2 separate regions of the Mus musculus genome follow, and region 1 is linked to region 2. Evidence: chromatin loops called from intact Hi-C (ENCODE). Cell type or tissue: heart. All regions are shown on one strand.

Evidence for each region. Peaks named below come from ENCODE experiments on the same cell type or tissue, not always from the same donor. Only the 100,000 strongest peaks of a DNase experiment are listed, where the experiment ranks them.
Region 1: it touches region 2 in a loop (2.7-fold over the local background); 5 of 42 quality-filtered maps call a loop at or near these places.

The regions. Positions count from the first base shown.
Region 1 is chr12:84,443,104-84,451,103 of GRCm38, reverse strand. It overlaps Aldh6a1 (aldehyde dehydrogenase family 6, subfamily A1), which reads left to right and starts at 80. Exons shown (of 12, transcript NM_134042.3): 1 at 80-215; 2 at 7,316-7,375. The coding sequence starts at 165. In heart, no CTCF peak of the experiment used is centred here; no DNase peak of the experiment used is centred here; H3K4me3 peaks cover 1,190 bases; H3K27ac peaks cover 934 bases; H3K27me3 peaks cover 253 bases.
Region 2 is chr12:84,357,304-84,365,303 of GRCm38, reverse strand. Fam161b (family with sequence similarity 161, member B) reads left to right here and starts at 3,476. Exons shown (of 9, transcript NM_001358283.1): 1 at 3,476-3,612; 2 at 7,454-7,776. The coding sequence starts at 3,559. It overlaps Coq6 (coenzyme Q6 monooxygenase), which reads right to left and starts at 3,336. Exons shown (of 12, transcript NM_172582.3): 1 at 3,067-3,336. The coding sequence starts at 3,253. In heart, no CTCF peak of the experiment used is centred here; a DNase peak (open chromatin) is centred at 3,333; H3K4me3 peaks cover 2,935 bases; H3K27ac peaks cover 1,241 bases.

The DNA of each region.
Region 1 (8,000 bases), 86 kb before region 2:
AATGATGGGTGGAGTCAAAGATTCCGACAAGTGATTGGTTATAGGAAGTGGCCCTTCCCTCCAATGGAGAGGCTCGGTCGTGTTCTGGGCGTGGCTTAACGGTGTTGCTTCAAGGGAGGCACTGGCAGCCGAGACGCAGGCGAGCTGGGCAGAGTCGGTGAGCCATGGCGGCGGCAGTGGCGGCAGCGGCAGCAATGCGGTCCCGGATCCTGCAGGCGAGTGAGGGTGGCGACGAGGGACCATGATGTTAGAAATGGGTCCTTTCCGCCCCGTCTCTAAACCATGCTTCTGCCGGACAGACTTCTTGGCCCAGCCCCTTCTTTGCAGCCCCTTGTGTTCCACCAGACCCGTGCGTCAGGGCTGTCACTCTGTACCGCCTGGCCCCGAGATTCAGCCCCGGACGGTCACGCCTGCTCCCCACTCCCCTTTACTCCTGAGCCTTTTCTTTTTTAGCTTTGACCCACCCACCTCCAGTCCAGCTCAGTCCTTGCTGTCACATGCTGGCTTGCTTTCTCTTTTTTGGTTCCTCCCACGGTCTCTCTTTCACCTCTGTACCAGCCACCTCTGTGCCCCAGAAACTCCTCCTTTTGGTCGCTGTACATAGAGTACTTTCCTTTGCCAGGAGCGTCCCTTCCCCCCATCCAGCCTCTATGTGAGGCAAGAGGGGATGGGAGCTCATTAAGGACATGGAACTAAGATCAGAGAAGGAACTTTGAATCTCCTAGACATGTACCCTAGGTTTTCATATCAAAAAGGCAGCCATTTGTTAGTTTTCACAAACATTCTGGCTTTTAGTGTTTTTCCCAAGCCCTGGGCCAAGTTAAACTTTCTCAGCGAAGTTAAACTTTTGGAGGTAAATAAGGGCATGTGGTTTTGCTAATACTGCTTCATTCAAAAGACTAAACATTCCCCCAGACAGGTGGTAGAAAATAAGAGCCTAGGAAGACACCTTCCGAAAATCAGTTCTCAAGTGCCGACATATCCTCTTCTAGGCTGCAGTTGGAACCCCACGGACGCCGCGCAAGGGAAGTTGTAGAGTTCCAGAAGCTGTATGCCGGCGATCCCCAGCTTTGATTATAGCTTTTCCCTGTGTTTGCATCTTAGCATGGACTTAGAATCTGAGGCAAGACTTGCTCTGTTCCTGGCAAGATTCATAATCCAGTATTAAGCGACACTATCTCTTACTCATCCAGCCTAGGAATGTCTCCTGTTGCACTTTTATATAAACTTTAATTTCTTTCTACTCATCAGGTTTTTAGGAGATCTACTGCAGAAATGTGTGCATGTGTTTGATTCTTGGTGGAGTCCCCAAAGGGTCAGGTTTGAATGTCATTTAATGGGACAGTGTAGAGAATGAGCTGGAGGTCTTTGGAGGTTGGCGTGACCTCACTCCCCTACTTCTGTTCTGGTATCTTTTCCTAGTAACAGATAGAGCATTTCCTCTCTAGGTTTTCTATTCCCAACCTCTTAAAATCCTTTATATATATAAAAAAAAAATCTCTCCCCTCTCGTCATTACCCCATCACCATGAGTCAATGAAAATCCTGAGGTATTTTGTCTTTTGCATAAAAGCAGAATTTCTCCTTTTTTGGAAGAAATACTTTTTTTTTCTTTCTAAAAACCAAATTGTAGAAACCTCTGAACTGACTTGGAAAAAGACCAGAAATAGTTCTTAAACAATTAGTTACTGTAATCTGACACTTTGATAAAGGCTAATCTATGTGATCATATGGTACATGTATGCAGGCCTAGTTTTTGGAGAAACACAGGCAGGAAAATCTCTTGAGACCTTCACAACCAGCCTGAGAAGGGAACCCTCCAGAGAGCAGGAGAGGAAATGAGGAGAGCAGTTAAATAAGAGGATGAAAGGCAACATTGTATACTGACATGCCTGAAGACACTTCAATGAAACCTAGTAATCAGTCAATGGTTACAAAACAAAACAAAACCTCAACAAAAATGCTTTCTAAAATCAAATGCAGAGCTAGAGAGGTAGCTGGAAGGTCAGGAGCGCTAACTCCTCTTCAGAGGGCTGGTGTTCAGTTCCCAGCACCCACACTAGGTAGCTCACAACTGTCTCTAACTCCAGCATTAGGGGTTCTTATGCCTTCTGGTCCCCAAGGGCATCTGTATGCATATTGCATACAATCATATATACACAAAAACTAAAAAAAAAACAAAAAAACAAAAAAACCTTAACAAAATCAACGACAACAAAACACCTGGATAACTTACTAACACACACACACACACACACACACACACACACACAGGGGGGCGGGGGGGGGAGGAGCTACACAGAAAAGAGAACATGTTGTACATTCTGACAGCCGCGAATCTTAAAGGAACTAACAGAAGAAACTAAGAAGGATCAAATTATATTTCAGAGTTTTTAAATTTTATTTTTTAGGGCAGCATACAAAGTAATCGGTGAGTTCTCAGTTATTTTAAGTGTTCAGCCTATCTTTTCTGTTTTGGAATTAGAAGAATTTAACCTAGCCCTCGCCCCTCTGTTTTGTGTGATATTATCTTTCCCATTCAGAGATATGACAACCAGTTTTAAAGAGACCCAGTGTCCTGCCTCCACGATGCAGAGCAAATCTGTGAATTTAGCCCTAACTCTATCTAGTTTTAAGATTCTCTGTGAAGATTAGAATTTTAAAATGTGGTGAAGTGAATTGGCTGGCACTTCAGGTCACCTAGTTAGTAATTGATGAAGCGGAGAGTTTAGGACTTAGATCTTGGCAGGCTTTTCCTTCCTCCTTTGCCCCATCCTAGACTTTTCACATTCACAACTATAATGCAATGAAAGCGCTGGACAATTGGGGGTGCCGAGGGTACTGAAGGGACGAAGGGAAGAGTCCCACACTCAACCTGTCCAATTCGCCACAAGCTTCTCAAAGGGGATAATTCTGGGTTTGTTTCGAGGCTATCAAGTCATTAGCCAAGGAGAGAAGACAAAGGAAACGGCAGGTAGGAAATTAATATCTAGAGCAGTGGTTCTCGATCCTTGAGTCGAGGAGACCCCTCAGGCTTGAGCAACCCTTCATATCAGATATCCTGCATGTCAGATATTTGCACTATGATTCATAACTGTAGCAAAATCATAGTTATGAAGTAGCAACGAAAATAACTTTATGGTTGGGGGGGGGGAGTCACCACAATATGAGGAATTAAAGGGTTGTAGCATTAGGAAGGTTGAGAACCACTACCCTAGACAGTGAAAGTCATAGACTAGTTTATTCAAGAATTGTGCTAGTGAGCAAAACATATGAGGTCTAACTCTGTGAAAGCTACAAGGTCCTATTTCATTTTATTGGGTACACTGTCTACCAGTGTACAAGTGAAAGCACGAAACTCAACTGATTTGGAATGCTGAAATGACCTGATCTGTACACTTTCTATTCTTAAGGGAGAACACAAACAATATTAGTAACAAATTACTGCTTGATGACTATTCATCCCTTGATTCTGCAAAACATTAACAAGTCCTCAGTCTGTTCAAGCAATTATGCTAGGGGCAGAGAACACAATGGTCTCCTGACCTGAAGAGACACTTAATAATTAAGCAAGCTATTATCCTAGAATGTGGAATGAAAAATGGAGGCATTTGGGTGCTCAGTGAACTGCACAGTTAGGTGTTTATCCCATATCTGGGGGTTGAGAGTTCCAGAGAGAGTTAAGAATGAGCCAGGTAAGTGGAATGAAACCAGCAGAATGGGTCAGCATATGTACAACAAAGAAGATAAAACATGTCCAGAAGTCTTGGGCTACCCTTGGGACAAAACTGTGTAATGTCTAGCTCCAGGATGGTTGGGACAGAGAGCAAGGATGAAGTAGCGAGCAAACTGTGAAGTTTAAGAAGCAAAAGTACACTGAACACCAGGGGCATTAATCTTAACTGCAAGGGCAATAGAAAGCCATCAGAGGGTTTGTTGCTGTTTTATGTTGAGTTGCTAAGGAACCCTGGCCCTTATAAACACGGGCTACTTTAAGGCTGAGGTGCACTCCCTGCATGGAAGGGTTCTACAAATGGGAATAATATGCATCCTTGAATAGACTGAGAATTTGTTAATGTTTTGCCTAATTCCTCTTAGAAAGACCCTATTTATTTCCATTTGAAGAATAGAAACTAGATTCAGATCATATTAGGTTAGAAACTATGAGTTTTGTTGGAAAGCCATTATTGAATTCTAAAGAAGAGACAGAGATGGTTATCGGGCTTGAAAAAGGACAGGGTGGCGAGAGGAGAGGACAGTGTGTTCAGAGACTTGTAGGAAGATAGATGTGACTTGTGCCAAGACATGTTTGGTTTACTGAGAAGCAAAAGGGAGATGATGAGGTGACTTTCAGAATGTGCCTTGGTCAGCCAGGTAACTAAAGACCATTGCGCAGGTGGGTGGGCTCTAGGAAGTAAAGCCGACAGATGGGAGGAGAGCATGATCCCAAGTAGAGGTGTGAAAATAGTTATATGGGTATTACCTGAAGAGGAAGACTGAGTGAGGACTGCAGACCTGGGCATCAGCAGGATCCAATTGCAGTCCACTGCAATTGCTGGGATCACTTAAAGAGAATGAAAAGAATGAGAAGAAAATCCTGGGACTAAGCCTTGGGCAGTGGAGTTGATGGCCAGAAGAGGAGAATGAGCCAGCAAAAGAGATAAGGAGGGGCTACAAAGAAAAAAAGGAGGGAGGGTGAGGTGAAGAAGACAGCAGGGCATCATGAGAGACAACTGAAAGGACTTCAGGGACGGAGAGTAATTAGCCAGTCCCCTCTGCTGTGTGGTCCAGTCTAAGGAGGACTTAGGAGCAGTCATGAAGGTTAGAACTTACTCATGAAGGTTGGAGTAGATCAAAGAGCTGTTGGGAGTTAAGCAAGTGCAGATAGTTGAGAGAAGGAACTCAGGTGGCAGCATCGAAGATCTCAGGGTGAGGGTGAGAACCCAGAGCTCACAGGGACTTTGTGTTGCTCTCCCCAGCTCCCTGGTCCTTCCTTGTTGATCGCCATCGAAAGAACTCAAGGGAGACACTCATAGTATACATAGAAGTGAAGCACTCTGTTGGTGAAAGTGGACAATAGCCCAGGGGAGCACTGTGATAAATCACCTTCTCAGGAGGCGAGAGTGACCAGCTGCCATAGAAACCATCAGCCCAGCACCCCTTTACATCTTTTACTGGGATATTTCTCAAGTCAACTTTTGTAATACGTTGAACATTTTTGTTTTAGAAATACAGTGTGAGATTTAACATTATTATAATTGAGCCTCCCTCCACTCCCTGATTTTTTTTTATCCTACAAAATAACATGTTCGTCTGCCATGAGGTACCTGTACCGTTTTAAAAATAGCCTTATAAAGTGAAATTGACCCAAAATAAGATGTTTATATTCCATTTGGTAAGACATACTGCCTGTGAAAGTATCACAAGATAATAAAAATATCCACTACTCCAAAAAGAACCCTCTTAGCTCTCCTAACTGCTGTCCCTTTCAGCCAAGGGTGCCGACAAATCTGATGATGTTAGAGATGAGCTGGGATCCCTAGCTTTATATGGATGAATCATCTAGTGTTTCAGCTCGCTGTTTTTCACCCTTGGAACAGAGTCTCACTTGGTGCCTGAGACTGGCCTGGAGTAAGTGAGGCTCAGCTTCCTGAAGGATCTCCACCCTCATCTGCTGCATCTCCACCCTCATCTGCTGCATTATTAAAATGTTACTAACATATTCTATAAAAATCGGTCCCATTGTGATATTTTCACACATCTGCACCTTGATTATATTAACTAATGGTGGACAGTTGAGTCACTACCAAGTTTGGGGCAAATGAAAATAAAGGCGCTATGAACATTTGTATTCAAGTATGTGTGAGCATATACTTGTATTTTATTGCTATTTAATCTGTAGTTACATTGAGTAGAGACAATGTTATTTATGGTTTATTATATTTATATTGATTTATACTGTCTTCAACACTTTCTTTAGATATTATACTAAGTACTTTTAGATTTGTAGTGACTGTTTTTTGCAAAATATGATACAAAAGGTTCCTTAAATTAAGACTTCCTTGGAAAGCTAGGACTTGATCTTCATGATTTATCGTTTCTATAACTTTCTGTGTCTGGGGCCTTCACTGTGTAGACTCCCAGGCTAGCCTTGAGTTTGTGGTGACCTATCCACCCCAACCCTTTTTATGAAACAGGGTCTCATAAATAGCTCTGGCTGACCTGGGACTCACTTTTTAGACCAGAGTGGTCTTGAATTCACAGAAGTCTGCCTGCCTCCACCTACCAATGGGTTAGAATTAAAGGCCTGTGCCATGGCACCTGGCCTTGTCTTTTTCTTTTAAATAAAGACTATTCAGCGAAAGCTGGGGTGTAGCTCAGTGATGGAATGCTTGCTGGCATACATAAGACCCTTGGTTTGATCCTTAACACCTGGGGGATAATGGGAAGGGACAGGGAGATCCAGTCTCAGTATTTCTACCTACAACTAAACTTCATTAAAAAAAAATGCCAGGAATGGTGGCACACTCCTTTATTCCCAAGGCAGAGGCAAGAGGATCTTTGTGAGTTGAAAGCCAGCACGGTCTATATATTGAGTTCCAGAACATCCAGGACTTTCTTGAGAGACACCTGTCTCTAAATAAATAAATAAATAAAAAGGCATATGGCCCTAAGCATTGCATGGTGGCTTATGCTTATACTCCTATACTTAGGAGGCTAGAAGGGAATCATTGGGTTCAAGGCCAGCTTCAGCTACAGTTCCAGGAAAGCCAGGGCTATAGAGGGAGACTGTCTCAAAACAAAATTATATGGTCCTTGAAACCAAATACTAAATCCTTTCTGCAATCACAGTAGCTATATGATATTGAGCATTATAACAGCCATTTGTCAAGTTTTATATACTTTCTAGGCTTATTTATCAAATTGTGTTTTGTTGAAATAGAGTCTTGGAGCTGAAGAGATAGCTCAGTGTTTAAGAGCATTGACTGCTCTTCCAGAGGTCCTGAGTTCAGTTTCCAGCAACCATATGGTGGCTCATAACCATCTATATGGAATCCAATGCCCTCTTTTGTTATATCTGAAGACAGCTACAATGTACTCGTATACATAACATAAAAAAATAAATTAACCTTAAAAAGAAAAACAAAAAGAAAGAAATAGGGTCTTGGTATATTAGCCATAGCTGGCCTGAGACTCACAATGCAGACCAAGCTTATCTCCAAGTCACAGAGACCGCCTGTCTGTGTCCTGAGTGCTGGGATTGAAAGTGTGTACCACTGCATCAGACATTTATCAGATACTTTTTAACCCCATAGGTTTCTTCTAAGGTAAATGCCACATGGTATCCAGCATCCTCCTTCTCTTCCTCATCAGTGGTAAGTAACTTAGGAGATAAAGATGGACTTCTGAGAAAGAATCCAGTGTAATTTTCAAGCTGATTGTGATCAAAATGTGACTTTTAGTTTTGTGGGTTGTTTTTTTAATTTAAATTTCTATTTTATGTGTTTATTGGTGTTTTACCTGCATGTCCTGCAGAGGCCAGGAGAGGGTGTCCTGGAGCTGGTTACAGGTGTTTGTGCGTGGGTACTGGGAATTGAACCTGGGTCCTCTGGAAGAGCTCCCGGTGCTCTTAACCACGGAGACATCTCTCCAGCCCCTTGTTTTGTGTTTTTAAAAATAGGTCTCATTAGGTAGCCCTGGCATGTCTTAACTCATGTAGATCAGGCTAGCCTTCAACTCCTACCTGTGCAAATGCTCAACAGATAAACAGATGTGTGCCACTGTGTCGATTCCCCTGCAGGCTTTACAGCTGACAGGGAAAAAGCCCATCAGAAGGAGGTAAGAATGAAACTTGACTCAGTCTGACTTTCTTGTAACCAGCACTATGCCAAGACTTATAAAGTCTGGCCCAGATCATTTTACTGTAGTCATATTTAAATATTTAAATAAAGTACATTTGGGGGAAAAAGTATTCAGATAACAATTAACTCAGCCCTGAGT
Region 2 (8,000 bases):
GAAGCAATGTGGCATCATTAGGAAATAGGTTTTGTTTTTTTTTGTTTTTTTCACTTTACAGTATGGGGAGGAGGAGCTCACAAGTAAAGAGCATGGACTGCTCTTGCAGAGGGCAGCAAGGCCATCCATCACCCACGGCCAGAGGCTCCCAACTCTAACTCCAGCCTGTGGACCCAACGCCGTTTTCTGACGTCCTTCGACACTGCACTCATGTGCACATAATGTACACAGACACAAAGAAAATCAAGCCGGCCACATGGTACATGCCTTTAAAAACACAAACGCAGCCGGGCGTGGTGGCACACGCCTTTAATCCCAGCACTCGGGAGGCAGAGGCAGGCGGATTTCTGAGTTCGAGGCCAGACTGGTCTACAAAGTGAGTTCCAGGACAGCCAGACCTACACAGAGAAACCCTGTCTCGAAAAACCAGAAAAAAAAACAAAAACAAAAAAACAAAAAAAAAACCCACAACTGCCTTATTAACAGTCGCAGGCCATCCCACAGGCCAACCAGTGGCTATCTAGGACCCAGCAGCAAGGTTACTACAACCTCCGAGCCTCCCTTTCTGACTCCAATAGGGTCAGCAATGGGCCTTTGCATTTTAGATGATAGAGCGACAGGTGTCATCCATAAATTCCACACGTGCCTGCAGGCACTATCCCTGCGCACTGGTAGTGAATAGGCATCATTACGACAGGCACACGAGTGGATAAAAACCAAAATGGCTGCCATGGAGCAGGCAGTGAGCAGCAGTCAACCCAACGGCGCTGATCCCTCTTGCTGGGTAGTAAGAGGAAGGAGGGACCCAGACATGCTTGCTCAAAATCATGGTCTCCTAGTCCCCCATCACCCTGCCCCTTGCTCTGAAGGTGGTAGTGCTCTATGATTGATCAATCCCTGTGATCTGGCCTCGCTTCCTGGGTGTGTCCTCCACAGCAGGCACTTTGTCCTCCAGCACATACCAGCTGCTGGTCCCTCTACGAGGGAGCTTTCCTGTCATGCTTCCTCCCCCCCTGGTTATCTGTGTCCTTTTCCAGGTTCCACATTCCCTACATTCTTCCCTTAGAATATAATTTCCAGCTGCGGACCCATAAAGTAGGCACTGTATGTTTGTTGGGTAAGATAAAACTAAAAGGAAAACAATTAGATTTCCAAGTACATTATAAAATACACCCAGGTGATGTGTTTTATTTCTTAGCTATTTAATGTAACTGTTTTTGAAATGAGAAAAAAACCACCTAGAAATCAAGTGAGAAGCCCAGGCGTAGTGGTGCACACTTGTATGGCTACCCAGGGGCTCAAGGAGGAGGAGGAGTCTCAGAATAAAACCCAAAGAATATGACAAGAATGGATTAAGAATGCAACTGTGCAATTATGCAGGGAACTGTTCCCAAACTCAAATGTCAGAGGGAAACTCAAGCCTAAAACAACAATTAGTTGTGAGTTTTAGGAAGAATTATGGAAAACAGGGGACTGAAGGGGGAAAGTCAGTAAGCGCCTTTATAACTCGGGAGTAACAGCCTGTGCTTGGGAGCCCAGCATTTGGGAGGCAGAGACAGCGGGATCAGTTAAAGGTCCACACCAGCAAAGATTACACAGCACCTTATTTTAAACAAACAAACAAACAAAAAGACTATTGGAAATACCTTAGTCACATATTTTTGTTTGTTTTGGGAGTTTTGCATTCTATGTAACCCAAGGATGGCTTTGAACTTCTGATCCTCCTGCAAAAAACACCATGCTTTTTACTACCATGATTTTAACAGTCACTCCTGAGTTTTAAAATATAATACTTTGCTAGACAGAAAAGCAAACAATAACAAAACAGAATTGTGTGTGAACGTTAGTAAAAGAGCTGCTGTCTTCCTTCCCCGTGACGCTCAGAAAAGAGCGAGAGAAGGATGCAGTACAAAGGAAAACATACACACAAACCTAACACAAGAGCGAGCCACCAAAATGTGAATGCTAAAGTTTCGAAGGGCCCAGAAACGGTGCTACATCATGCCAGCACTTGGTAAATATATTCCACACCATTGGTCATTAGGGAAATATAAACACAAGCCACTTCCTACGAACTTCAGAGGACAAAGAAAAAAGGCAGCAGATAGTGCTGTCAGGGTCAGGAGAAACCTGAGCATTCATCTACTGTCAATGATAACATAAACTGGGGCACTCTCTCAAAGTCTGGCAGGTCTTCAAAACATCAGCATTGCCACATAACCCAGAGATTTCACTAGAGAATAGCCTCGAGATGATCAACACTGTTCACACCAAAGTTTGCACACAGAATGTCCCTACTAGCATCATTCCTTTACAGGCCAAAAGTGAAAACCAAGCATACTTTCAACACAATTGAGGATGGCATCAGCTCTCAAAACAAAAGCTGTCTGATACAGACTCCAACCTGGATTAACCTTTAAAACAGAGTATATCTCCAACTACATAGAACTATCCGGAAAAGGTAAATCTATAGACAGAAAGTAGGAGAGTCTGTAGGGCTGAGAAGGTGAGCAGAAGTGTGGAGAGTGACATCTAATGAATTCCAAGTCTTTTTTTATTTTTTTGCTTTTTGGTTTTTTATAAAGTAAGGAAACGGTAATAAAACTTATTGTAGGTACTGAATAGCTCTGCAAAAATACTAAAAACTCATTGGACTGTACGCTTTAAGTGGGAGCACTTATAACTAGATGAATGTTATCTTAATAAAGCAGCTTTAAGACCAGGAGTGGGGGCGCGGGCCTTAATCCCAGCACTCAGAAGACTGAGGAAGATGATCTCTGTGATTTCGAGGTCAATCCGATCTACCATCCGATACTACAAAGCCCGATGCCTCTCGAGGTGCTCATAAACAATCCTGGACAGTTCTCAAGGGTCAGACTGACTTAGAAAGGCCCGCCCACTTGTGATCCCGCAGAACCCATGCCATTCCCGAGGACTCCCCTGGAAGGACAGTGAGCAAAGCACCAGGTCAGGCACGTTAGGTGTCTGGACAGCGTCCCGACCTCCACTGTGAGTACCGTCCCTCCACAGCCCAGATCCTCCAGCCCGCGGTCGAGATGCACCTACCTAAGGCACAAGCCATGGCAGAGCCCACTAGGCCTCCTCCTGACACCACCACGTCGTACACGGTGTCTGCCGAGGAGCCCGCCCATCGCTGGCTGGCAACTAGCGGGCCTCCTCTGGCTGCGAGCTGCGCGGAACTCCACCAGCGAACGCAGAGCAAGCCTGCCATGGAGCCAATGCGGGCCGCCATAATGACTCCTGCCTGCGCCCGCGCCCGGGACTTCTCCCTGATAGGTCCTGGAAAGTGCTTCCGGGGCAGTCGTCAACCTTGTGTGGTTTTAGCCCTGTCTTCAAAACCGGAAATAAAATAGTTGAAGAAAATTATCCAATCAGAAGACGCTCTTGCCTCATTGGGCGGAACAGACTAAAGACTGGAAGCCAATCCAAGGCTAAAGCCATGAAGGGGCGTGGCTAGCAGTACCTAACCGCCGGCGCCGCTGTCACGGTTGTCACTGCTGCTTTCACCTCTGCTTCTCTCTCTCTCTAGTTAGGAAGATGACTGTGGGGAGGACTGCGGGAGGTCCTGAGTGCGCCGAGTGGAGCCGTGAGGTGAGTGGAGAAAGGAGGAAGTCGGATGCCTCAGCAAGGAATCCTCAAGAGTGGAAACTGTTTAGCGTTGCCGTGGAGACAGAGTCAGGGGCGTGTCATCAAAGGGCGAAGAATTAAAATTGGCAGCGCTTGGGCACTTAGAGAACCAGTCTTGGGGGACGTGGGTCTTTTGTGTCTTGTACCAGGCTCTGATATCAGGAATCGTACTAATAACAAACCACGAATTAACCTTGAAAATCTTAAAAGCGATCTCTATCTTAATATGATTATCCAGAAAAGGCAAATCTAGGGGGCGCGTCATTGCATGGGGCTGAGGTGAGGAGAAACAGGGAGAGACTTCTAAAAGGGCTGAGGAGGTGAGGAGAGACTTCTAAAAGCTTCCAAGGTTTTTGTTGTCGTTTTAGAGTAAGGAAAACGCACCGAAACGCAGCTCTTCAAATATATTAAAATTCATTAAACTGAATGTGTTTAATGTGTTGTATCCTCTCAAACCCATTTTCTAGAAAAGAAAAGAGATGGGTTAAGCAATTTGCCCCGAAATCTCTGAAAACAGAAAGTAGGCTGGTAGTTGCCTAGGGCTGACAGGTTGAGAGGAAGATGTGGGAGGGTTAAGGGATATAAGTGACAATTAAATGCTACACTGGTGCTTCAGAGCAGAGATTCTCAATCTGTTTCACCTAAGATCATCCTGCATATCAGATATTTACCTTACAATTCATAACAGTAGCAAAATTACAGTATTAACAATGAAAATGACTATGGTTGGGGCTCACCACCACATGAAACACTGTATTAAAGGGTCGATGCATTAGAACAGTTGAGGACACTGCTTTAGAGGAATGGTGAAAATGGTCTGACTTCTACTGTGATTGCTAGATGACCCTGGCTGTTTTAGAAACTGGAGGAGAGTACGCTTTGAATGGCTCACTTGTACACTATGGACATTGTGTTTCAATAAAGTTGTTTTTAAAACGAAAGAGCCAGCATTATGGCTCAAACTTGTAATCCCAACAACTCAAATTACTAAAGCAGAAGGATAAGGAGTTCAAGGTCGCCCTTTGACCCTGTCACAACAGAGAGAGAGGGGCAGGGGAAGGAGAGAGTTTTGCTCTAGATCACATGTTCTTCAGCAGCAGAGCTAGGGTTAGAGCACACACTTATCTCTAACTCAGATGGACTGCTCCAATTGCCACTAATCATCAATAGTCCACTGGTGGCCTTGTACCTACCACTCTAAGGACATCTCAGGCCACTGTCCTCCAGCCACACCACCTTCCCTCTATCACTACAAGACTCAACTGAGACAATAAAAATCACCCTAACACTCAAAGTCAGACACCCCCAACCTCAGTGGTTCAGATTGCTCTCCACACTATAATGATGGACAAGCATGCGCTCAGTAGAAACAATACTCCATACTTTTTTTTTGTTTTTTCGAGACAGGGTTTCTCTGTTTAGCCCTGACTGTCCTGGAACTCCCTCTGTAGACCAGGCTGGCCTCGAACTCAGAAATCCGCCTACCTCTGCCTCCCAAGTTCTGGGATTAAAGGCATGCGCCACCACTGCCTGGCTAATACTCCATACTTTTATTTTTCTATTTTTATGGTACTGAGGACTGAGTCCAGGGTCCTGTGCATTCTAGGTAAGTGCTCTCCACAGAGCTAAATTCCCAGCTCTAGATTTCAGTCTTTCTTTAAATAGCAATAGGATACACTCTCTGCTTTGGTGACACAGTGTCCAGGGACTTGCTATTTCTAGTGAGTTGCACAATCAGGAGTGTGAACAATAGCTATTCTCTAAGTGCCCTGCTCAGTAGGTTAATGTATTAGTACGTTTTTACTTAAACTACTGTGACTTAGAATGGACTTATCTGGATATAGACGATGCATCATGTGTGAAAGAGCATCTGTACTCTGCCTAGCAGATACAGCCAAGGGCAGGAGCAAGGTCACCAAGCGGCAGTGCTTTTCCTGGGTCCATACCATAGTTGCAGACTTACTAACAGTTCTGTCTTCTAAAGGATTATGCATCCTTATCAGCTGTTTACCTTTGCCCTAAGATATTGCACAGCTCTCTACCTTTCTCGACCATTCTCATTCATCACAGTACCTGTCAAGAGTTGATCCCTCTTCCCTATCCCTCCTCTCAAAACAGCCTGAACATGCTGATCCTAGTCCATCCCTGTGCATTTGCTATAGTTTTCCATGATGTTGTGCAACAAACTGATACATTTAATCCTGAGTATTGGTGCCCTCCCAGTGCCCTCTGACGGGTAGCCACAGACAAGCCTTCCAAGCGCACACTTCCTTACGTTACCCTCCCGTGTTCTCCCTCTGCTCTCACCGGAAAACAGACTTCATGACTGTACAGGCTGGTTTTGTGTCAACCTGACACAGGCTAGGATCATCCCAGAGGAAAGAGCCTCAGTTAAGGAAATGCCTCCATGAGAACCAAGTGTAAAGCATTTCTCAGTTAGTGATCAATGGGAGAGGGCCCAGCCCATGGTTGGTGGGGCCATCCTTGGGCTGGTAGTCCTGGTTTCTGAGAAGGCAGACTAAACAAGCCAGAGGAGAAAACCAGTAAGCAGCACTCCTCTGTGGGCTCTGCATCAGCTTCTGCCTCCAGGTTCCTGCCCTGCTTGAGTTCCTGTCCCGACTTCCTTCATTGATGAACAGCAATGTGGAAAGTGTGAGCCAAATAAACCCTTTCTTCCCAACTTGCTTTTTGGTCATGGTGTTTCATCACAGCAATAGAAACTCTTATCTAAGACAATGGCACACTAGGCACCCAACCCATGTTATCTTGTATGCACACATGGATGGATGTAATTTGATGCTTGTCTTAGTCAGGGTTTCTATTCCTGCGCAAACATCATGACCAAGAAGCAAGTTGGGGAGTAAAGGGTTTATTTGGCTTACACTTCCATACTGCTGTTCATCACCAAAGGAAGTCAGGACTGGAACTGAAGCAGGTCAGGAAGCAGGAGCTGATGCAGAAGCCATGGAGGGATGTTCTTTACTGGCTTGCCTCCCCAGGCTTGCTTAGCCTGCTCTCTTATAGAACCAAGACTACCAGCCCAGTGATGGTCCAACCCACAAGGGGCCTTTCCCCCTTGATCACTAATTGAGAAAATGCCTGACAGTTGTATCTCATGGAGGCATTTCCTCAACTGAAGCTTCTTTCTCTGTGATAACTCCAGCTGTGTCAAGTTGACACAAAACTAGCCAATACAATGCTGTTGCTTTACAGTGCTGGGAAATGAGGCCCACGTTTGATCCCCTTGAGCACGCTAGGCAAGGCCACTGCACTTCACTCGTAGCCCTTAGAACCTTTAAACTCTATTTGGGAGTTCCACTTTCCATGCTGCTCTTTCTCCAAGATACATCGTCTCCCCACTAATCATCCATTCCTGGCGATGGTGTGGAAACTGGTTAGAGTATGAGAAAAGTAAGGGTGTCAGTGAGAAAATAAGAAAAGGAAGAAGGGTAAGAATTATATAAAGTTCAAGTGAACTGGGAGCAGAATGTAGCCAGGTCATGGGCAGGATTCCTGGAGCACTGGAAGCATACTGTGTGGGTCAGGTTAGGTACCCAGAGTCCTCTTTCTGTGCTGAATGGAGCAGAGAACTGCCCTTAGCTCTTCTGCAGCCTTTGCTATGCACAGCCAGGCACATACACACGCTGTGTTGTTCAGTGCCTTTTGAATGAAGAATGCATCTTACTTTCTGTTGCCCCTTCCTGGTCCCTGATATACCGAAGCAGTCAAAGTGAAGCTAGAGCCATGTCTTGAGAACCTTTGAAATTAGAGTTTAAGTCTCACTGATGTCTGGTTTTTTTTTTAGATATTTCCTCCCAAGTCGTCCTCCTCAGACACTGAGCCAGAAGATGAGCAGTTTGGAGAAGGGCTGGTTTTGCCCAGAGCTGGCAAACTCCATGAGTTCCTCAGCCCGGAGGAGGACACAGATTCTACTTCCGACTCCACGGGGAGCTTTTATAGAACCCCACAGGTTCCGAAGCAGAGAGGCCGGTGGGATGTATTGGAGTCTCTCTTCCAGTCTGATCCAGACAGTGATCTGAACGACGCTGAGGATGAGGAAGACTTGGAGAGCTTCTTCCAAGACAAGAGCAGGGGGAAGCCACAGGTCCAGGACCCTCCATCTCTTAGGTAAGGCATTGCACTCAGTGGCTGCCATGCTCCAGCACACCAGAACAGTCATACCATGTCTCAGGGCCTTGCCTTTCCCTCTGTAAGGCCACCTCTGCACGTTACCACTTATCTAAGACGCAGCCCCGTTAGTTCTCGGATCTGCTGCACGGTGTGATTCCTTTTAAATATATTCATGTCAGTGGGTATGCATACCATGCTCACGCCTAGTCACCACGGAGAGC